Linked DNA regions of Homo sapiens: region 1 is linked to region 2. A link is a contact called in ENCODE Hi-C or POLR2A ChIA-PET data. All regions are on one chromosome and are shown on one strand. Each heading gives the region's core, a stretch centred on a gene start or an enhancer-like site at or near the end of the contact. The rest is flanking DNA. Distances are from core to core; before and after follow the strand shown.

The links. A loop is a pair of places that touch in the nucleus more often than their neighbours do. ChIA-PET counts read pairs that join two places held with the same protein, here RNA polymerase II (POLR2A). Pooled maps may share reads with other maps.
Region 1: a loop to region 2 is called in a pooled map, with 7 times the contacts of the local background. The contact joins the promoter of KDM4C here to the promoter of VLDLR-AS1 in region 2. A Hi-C loop is called at or near these places in 6 of 50 pooled maps. POLR2A ChIA-PET finds 5 or more read pairs at or near these places in 2 of 52 experiments (GM10248 and GM12878).

The regions. Positions count from the first base shown.
Region 1 is chr9:6,756,685-6,760,728 of GRCh38, forward strand. It overlaps KDM4C (lysine demethylase 4C), which reads left to right and starts at 1,289. Exons shown (of 22, transcript NM_015061.6): 1 at 1,289-1,519. RefSeq lists enhancers at 1-91, 823-1,182, 2,383-2,602 and silencers at 1,223-1,462, 1,553-1,722.
Region 2 is chr9:2,619,535-2,623,784 of GRCh38, forward strand. VLDLR-AS1 (VLDLR antisense RNA 1) reads right to left here and starts at 2,839. Exons shown (of 4, transcript NR_015375.2): 1 at 2,566-2,839. VLDLR (very low density lipoprotein receptor) reads left to right here and starts at 2,253. Exons shown (of 19, transcript NM_003383.5): 1 at 2,253-2,737. The coding sequence starts at 2,656. RefSeq lists an enhancer at 1,795-2,089 and silencers at 1,968-2,047, 2,658-2,927, 3,198-3,287, 3,298-3,387.

The sequences.
Region 1 (4,044 bases), core at 39-2,538, 4.1 Mb after region 2:
CCAAACTGGGCGACACAGCAAGACTCCGTCTCAAAAAAGAGTGTGTCTGTGTGTGTAGCGGAACTTTGTTTTTAACAACTAAAGAAATATGGTGACCCAATAATCCCGTTAGCCTTAGCTCAATTAATCACATTCCATCTGTCCTCACAATGTTCACCCCAGTGAGAAACGAGTTCAAGCGCGTGGTAAGCGGTGTCGATATATTTTTAAAATTCTGTTATCAGTATAATGTAACAGAAAATTCAGCATATTAGCCCAACTTTGCTCACTGGTGTGAAGATATGCCCAATCTTTCTTAGCTAAGACGTTAGAGAAAACGCCACAAGGGACCCAGCTGGGAGCTCTGTAGGAAGTTTAAAAAAAAAATCATTCAGCTTTGCAAAACATCTGATGCTCAACCATCTGTCTTTGGCAGTACAGGGGCTTAAGGTCTGGTTGGTTCCTTCTGACACCTCGGAAGGCGGAGTTACAGAGGAAAAGCAACAAGTTGTAGGAAGTTAACTTATCTAGTCTCAGACGCTGGAGGCACCTGCATTTCTAGTCACTTCAGTTCTGGCCAAACTGTTATCAACTCTAGTTTCTGAGGGACCGCCAGCCCAGGATTCCTATTGGGGTCACCTTTGTGCCTCCCTATCTTAAGAGCACACTTGGGCGGGTCGGGGCGGGACGTGCTGGGTGTAGGTGACTCAACACCGGACAGTTTTGCTTCCAGAGGCTGACACGCTCCTGCGCGGTAGTTGTTAAAGGGTTGGGACACGAAGATACTCTTCGCCTATTCGGGATCTCCCATTGTGGGAAGGAGGCTCAGTGGTCCCGGCCACCGGGTGAAGGGAGAACGGGAACACAGCGCTGTCATCGCCGGAGAGCTGCGAGCCCCGACTTTCTCGCCAGGCTCTCCAGTACATTCCGAGGCTCCACCCCGGTAACGCCACGCTGACGTCCGCGCGTCGGAGGCCGCCATAGGTGCGCGTCGGCGCCCAGGAGGACGTGTGGCGCGTGGACTACATCAGGTCCAGCCCTGCGGGACCCCAGCCAGCGCTTCCGGGCAAGGTTCTGTGCACCTGTTTTCTCCTTCTACGCGAGTATCTTTCCCCTCCGGAAAGAATGGGATATGCCTGTGTCCAAAGGACAAGAAGATGCGCGCCAGCAAGCCTAAGTTAACCACAGCGCGGAAGTTGAGCCCAAAGCAAGAGCGTGCCGGGCACCTTTAAGCTGTTTGTAAGCCCACGTGACTCACCAAGTGCGGGCCCCAGCGGTCACGTGACGGCGCGCGCGCCCTCGCGCAGGGAGAGCCGGCGGTGCGCGCGCCTTCGCCGCTGCCTCCCACCCACCCCCTCGACGGGAGGGTGAGGCGCGGCGCAGTGATCGGGCGGCCGGGGTCCTGTGCGCGTGCGCAGCGAACAGCTGTCACCTAGTGCGGAACAAGTCTCCCAAATTTCCCAAATCTCCCTGGGCCGGAGGCCACTGTCTTCTCTTCCTCCTCCACCGAGTCGTGCTCTCGCCCCAACCCGCGCGCCAGGTAACCGCTTTTCCGGAGTCTGGGGGCCAGGGCGGGGGGAGGGTCCGGAGAGGTCTTCCCGGCACTGCCCCCCTCCGCGTGGGGCACGGGGGTGCGGGCGTCCGGGCGAGCGGCGACGCTGGGGCAGAGACGCTCCGTCCGTGACTGCAGCGACTGTCAAGCTGGGGAGGGAGCGGCCGGCCGCGGCCGCAGGGGAGGGATGCGGGGGCCGGTGACAGCCCGCTCCGGCCCTTACCGAGGTTCGGTACCCGCGCTCGCCGTTTTCCCGGGATCCGGAGTCGGGGTCGCCTCCTTGGGGCAGAGGAGCGCTCGGGCGGTCCTGGGATGCGGACCTCTTAACGCCGCCAGTCGGCTGTGGCGGACTCCAGGAAGGCCGGGCCTGGTGCACCCCTCGGGGCCCTCCCTTCCCTGGGAGTGTCACGACCCGCGGGGTGAGGGTGGGAGCTCCTCTCCTGACCACCCGTTGCAGGCAGTCATCCCGTCATTCGGGGTCGTCTTCAGCCCTCGCGGCTGTCCTTTTGGTGTTTCTTTCCCCCGGCATGGGGCCATTTCTTCCTGCAGTGCCTGGAGGAACCATGATGCGGTGTAGACGGCGGGTGCTTAAATAAATGCGAGTTGGATTAGGGCGCGTGGACTGCCAGGCACAGAACGTGGCGTGGAGTGGGGACGTGGAGGAGGGAGCCAGACAGGCCGGGGCTGTAGGCAGGAGCTTGGGGTTTTCCTCTGTGCTCCGCCAGTAAAGCCAGCAGCCGGGATTCAGATGCTTTCCGCGTGGACTTGATGCTGGGCTCCCCCTTTGCTGCGCGGTGCAAGCCTGCGCTGGCTGGCTCTGATTGTGGGCAATACTACCGGGAGGGGTTTTGTCAGGTTCCTTCTTCCGGAAGAGACAAGGTAAACTTTTTTTTGCGCTTGATAAACTAACCCCGAGAGGTGATTTATAAAGCACTGTTCGGAAATGTAGGTTAGAAAAGCAGAGTCACTTTTATCCTGGTGAAAGTTACTAGTAGGTTCCGGCCACTTAGGTTCACACTAAACTCTGCCCTATTTTCACCCATTTCAGTTTGCGGTATTTAAAAAAATGTCTAAATTCCGGGCAGCTTGGCTTTACTGTTTCTATGGCAACGGTGACTAATATTCTCATTTCGAAGTGTTGTGGTTGAAAACTAGTGGTTTTAATTTTTAAAGGTCCATTTTTTATTAGGAAGCAGTCGGCTCTGCTTTGCGATTATCGCTTGCTTTCTTACCTTGCTGGCCTCCGCGCAACCCGCCCATAGTTTGTTTTGGAACGGATTACACGGTTGTTCGGGTTTTTTAGGTGCTTTTTCTCCCAATTTCAGTGTTATGAAAAGTTTTCACATAAGCTTTACAGTATCCCGCAAACTTGGTAATACAGTACAATTTAAACCGAAGACTTATTTCTTTTTATTAACAGACTTTAGTCAGTTGCTTTTCTAAAGTTGAAAATCAGACCCGGCGCCGTGGCTCCTGCCTGTAATCCCAACACTTTGGGAGGCCGAGGCGGGTGTATCACCTGAGGTCAGGAGTTCAAGACCAGCCTGGCCAAAATGGCGAAACCTCGTCTGTACCAAAAATTCAAAAATTAGCCAGGCATGGTGGCAGGCGCCTGTAATCCCAGCTGAGGCAAGAGAATCACTTGAATCCTGGAAGTGGAGGTTGCCGTGAGCCGAGATGGCACCACTGCACTCCAGCGTGGGTGACAGACTGAGACTCCATCTCAAAAAAAAAAAAAAGTAAAAATATAAATAAATAAATAAATAAATAAATAAATAAAAGCTTTTAGTAAATGAATAGTCTTGTGCAACCATCACCACAATGAATTTTTGAATTTTTTTAATCCCCAAAAGAAGCTCTGTTCCTATTAGCTGTCATTGCCTAGTTCCCTCCAATTCTATCCCCTTCTGTCCCTAGGCAACCACTAATCTGCTGTCTGTCTCAATAGATTTGGCTATTCTGGACATTTTATATACATGGAATAATACACTATCTGGTCTTCTGTGAGTGACTTCTTTCACTTGGCATAATGTTTTTTAAGGTTCATCCATGTTGCAGCCTGTATCAGTACTTCATTCCTTTTAATGGCTAATATTCTATTATGGATACATCACATTTTGTTTATTCATCAGTTGGTAGACATTTGTGTTATCTCTGCTTTTGGCTGAGTAATGCTATGAATATTTGTGAACTAGTTTTTGTGTGGACGCGTGTTTTCTCTACTCTTGGGTATATATATATATATATATAATGTAATTGCTAGGTTAAACATCTGTTGAATGACTGCATGCGTAAGGAGGGATAGTTAGTCTTGGGTGATACTCTTTTTTATTTATTTATTTATTTATTTATTTATTTATTTATTTATTTTTTGAGACGAAGTCTCACTCTGTTGCCCAGGCTGGAGTGCAGTGGCACGATCTCTGCTCACTGCAAGCTCCGCCTCCTGGGTTCACACCATTCTCCTGCCTCAGCCTCCTGAATAGCTGGGACTACAGGCACCCACCACCATG
Region 2 (4,250 bases), core at 1,589-4,088:
TTTTAGTTATTAGCTACTTTCTATCATAATCCAATGAATTTCTCCATACAACCTTTTTCTTCTAATAAACAACACCTTGCAGAGAGCTGGTCCTTGAGGCCACGGAGCACTTTGATATAATGTGGCTTGGCTTTCTTTTCAGTTTACAGGCCAAAAGGCAGACACAGAGAGGCACAGTGATTTTTCCCAAGTTACACAGTCAATCAGAGATGGAGCCAAAAGTTATGCTTTCTTTTGAGTCAACAAAAAAGCTACAGGATTGAATACAGAGCTGCAGCTAAGTTCACTGAAAGTTTATTTATATCCCTTGGAGAATTAGAAAGTACTCACACACGTTTTTCAAAGTTAAGTCTTATTATACCATATCAATGTATAGCTTGTAGTATACCTGTATCTCTGAGTAAAGTATTAAAAACAAGTCATATGACTGTTTATTAATGCTGCCTCTTTTTGTATTGATTCCACCCATCCCTTCTACTCCTTTCCTCTTCTGTAAAGCAGTAGCTCATCAGATGGCATTTCAGAACCCTGAGAATATGAAAGACATCATGCACTAAGGTTTTCCTATCACATCTCAATGCCATTAGGTGAATAACACCGGCATGCATCTTCACTACTAAATGTCATACAAACAAATTTCAGTTGTTTCACATGCAACCTGTGTGGCTGCTGCAGTTTGTATCAACTATGTAACCACAGGGTGGGCAAAATAGCATTCAAAATGAGCTATAGTGCAAGATACCATCCATACGTAGAGTTAAGCCCTTTCATGCTTAGCAGTCACAATCAGGATATCTTTGGCCCACAGAAACCTATCCTGACTGGAATTTTCCTCTCCTGTGTGTCTCCTGGATATAGTAAGTTCCTAATAAACATCTCCTCTGATTGCTAGCCTTGACAAATTTCCAGGAGAACCAGGGCAAGGAGAAGACAGTGAGGCAGTGCCCGCTGCTCTTCAGATCACCAACAGAATAGAGTCAGAATATGATATTATTGAAACCTTCCAAGTTTGAATTAAGATAAAAACAACTTTTTCAAAATACCAAAAACCTTTTATTTAAGAAAGTGAAATCGCTCGATGTGCCCTCCCACTCTGGTTAGATGCTCAACAGACCACAGCAGACAATGCACCTCAACCAGGGCTAAGTGTGCAAGAAAACTGAAGTACACAAAAAGCAAATTATAGACTCAGGTACTGTCAGGCACAAAAGAAGAACCAACCCTTTCTAGGAGTCTTGTCTTTGCTTCCTTTATTCTTTCCTCGATTCTTGTAATTGAATGTTACAAAGTATATCAAGAGGAATAAACGTATGGGGCCCCTCTCTTCCAAACAAGAAAAGGTTAAGCTTTTAATTACAGGCCCTCAAACTATCATTTTGTGCAATTAGCAATTAACTATAATCGTTGATGAGCAAATGCAAAGCTGCGCTAGCAATTTCCCTTCTCCTCATCCCAGGCTGGGTTATTTCAGTCTTGTTCTATTACAGAGGACCAGCCACAACCGCGCGCACTCTCTTTCAAACATACACACTCTCTCACTTAAAGACACATTTAGTTTTCGGCAAAACGGCATCTCAGCGTGCGATTGAGACCGGCATCCCAAACCCCACTTTTGAGCAGCCCAAACGTTTGGAGCCCCTCCGCTTCATCACTTTCTGAGTGGATAGAGGAGGCCCGAAGAAGATGCTACCTACCAGCCTCTCTCAGGGGCGCAGGAGAGGGTGGTAGAGAGATGCTTGTTGCCCCTGGAAACTGCAAGTACCCCCCAGGTGCACGCCCCGTCAGTGGGGAGGCGGTGGCAACAGCAACGATAGTTGCATCAGCGCTAACTGCTGCTGCTGCTGCGTGTTCTGCCGGAGGCTGCCGGGAGGGTACAGTAATGACTGTAGGGAGCGCACAGCCGCTGCGGCGGCAGGTTCCCTGGATCAGGAAATTAGGACAGGCACCCGGGATTGGAGGCGAGGGCGGCGCGCGAGCCAACCAGCGGTCGCCCCGGGCCCCCGTGAGCCCCAGGCGAACGCGCGGAGCAGCCGGGCCCCTAGAGCGGTCCGGGTGGCGGCGGCGGCAGCCACGACCACGACCGCGGTCACTCACGCACGCTCACACTCGCACGCTCCCCGCGCGGGCACCCGGCTGCCCGGCGCGTGCAAGAGGAGCGCGTCGAGGGAAAGGAGGGCCGAAGCCGCCGCGCTCCCGCCCGCCCGCCGCGCCTCCCGTTGACCACGCCCCCTCCGGCCCCCTCCCCGCTGCTCACCCCGCTCTCCGGCCGCCGCCGGTGCGGGTGCTCCGCTACCGGCTCCTCTCCGTTCTGTGCTCTCTTCTGCTCTCGGCTCCCCACCCCCTCTCCCTTCCCTCCTCTCCCCTTGCCTCCCCTCCTCTGCAGCGCCTGCATTATTTTCTGCCCGCAGGCTCGGCTTGCACTGCTGCTGCAGCCCGGGGAGGTGGCTGGGTGGGTGGGGAGGAGACTGTGCAAGTTGTAGGGGAGGGGGTGCCCTCTTCTTCCCCGCTCCCTTCCCCCGCCAACTCCTTCCCCTCCTTCTCCCCCTTTCCCCTCCCCGCCCCCACCTTCTTCCTCCTTTCGGAAGGACTGGTAACTTGTCGTGCGGAGCGAACGGCGGCGGCGGCGGCGGCGGCGGCACCATCCAGGCGGGCACCATGGGCACGTCCGCGCTCTGGGCGCTCTGGCTGCTGCTCGCGCTGTGCTGGGCGCCCCGGGAGAGCGGCGCCACCGGAACCGGTGAGTGAGGACGCGCCCCTCCGCCGGCGGGCGGGACCCAGCCGGGGCACCGGGAGACCCCGAGGCGTAGGTCTCCGTTTGCCCACCCGCCTCCTAGGAGGCGCCTCTCGGTTCTCCTCGCCTTCCCTCCCTCCCCTCCGTGGTGGCGCCTCTGAGCTGTCAGCGCCGAGGCTAAAGGGAGCCGGGCTTGGGGAACAGCGGGGTTCGGGGTGCCCCGACGCCTCGCCTGAACTAGTCTTCTGCCCCTCACTCCGCCTCCCCCAGAGCCGCTGCTTCGCCTCGTTTCTCGCCCTCTTGACGGGCGCCGAGGTGCGTGGGCTTCTGAGCATTGAACAATGGTTCTGCCTCCTCTGCCAGGCGCAGTGTTGGGAAGGAGGCAGAGGGCCAAGACGTGTGCGGCAGCCTCGGGCGCACCCTCGAACCCCGGGGAGTGCGGGAGCGGACGGGGGGAGAAGGTGAGCGCCTCCGGGGACGCGGAGCGCCAGGGGCCGGCCGGGCTTCAGAGTCTTCCGGCGGCCGCGAGCTGGCGCACGTTCGGTGGGCGGCGGCCGGGAGGCTCCGCGGAGCCGAGGGCACCCGGACTGCGACTCCCCCGGCGCGGGGCCGCCTCTCCGGCGTGCGGGGTAGGGGAGCGGCGGGGCTTTACGCAGGACTCTGCTCTGGGCGCTTCTCCTCTCCCTTTTCCCCGCCTCGGGCGGCGTTTGGAAACCGCTCGGGTCTCCCGTGTAGCTGAACGCGGAGGGGGAGTGGAGGGGAGACTTAATCAGGTTAGTTTGCTGACCCTCCTTCCCGGTGACGTTTCCTCGAGAGGAATTGAGTCCTAGGCTAGTGACTGTAATTAGCCTTCATTCTACACAATAGCTCAAAGGAGCAGCGCGAGAGCGAGCGTGTGGCCCTGTCTTGTTGGGAAGGGCGGCGGTGACTACTGTCGGGTCCCCAGACTCTGCCGCGGGGGCCTGGGGGCCCCGCCTGGTCGTCAGCCACGTTCCCACTTGGGGCCTCGTAACTTTCCTGGACAGGCGACAGGAAGCCTTTCTGAGAGGACTCAGTCGGAATCCTAGCGCGTCCCCGAAGTGATCTTCAGATGTGACGCCGAGGGGCTTGCTTGCCAGCTGCAGGGAATTGGGACTGAAAGCCGCCCAGGCCCTTAACACCCGTTCCAGAGTCCCTGGCTCCCGTCGCCGGGTGGCTTCAGGGGCCCTGCCGGCCTGCAGTCACGTGCTCCTGAAGTGAGAGCGAACTTTAAAGCATGTGGTCAAGGAGCCTGTCGGGCAGCGCCTGGGGTTTTTACGTCTCCGAATGCCCCTGCCCTTTGGTTGCCACTGTCCGGAGCGTGTGAACTGGGACTGGCCTTTCCGCCCTCTGCGATTGGTTAGCGGTGCGATCACGTTTAGGTTGGTCACATGGTTCCGCGGACTCTTAAGTGGGCAGCATGGGCAGTGTTATTTTCAATGGAAAGTAGGAGACTCCACAGGCTCTTACGGGCTGTTCTCTCAAATGCCTTCCCCTGCCT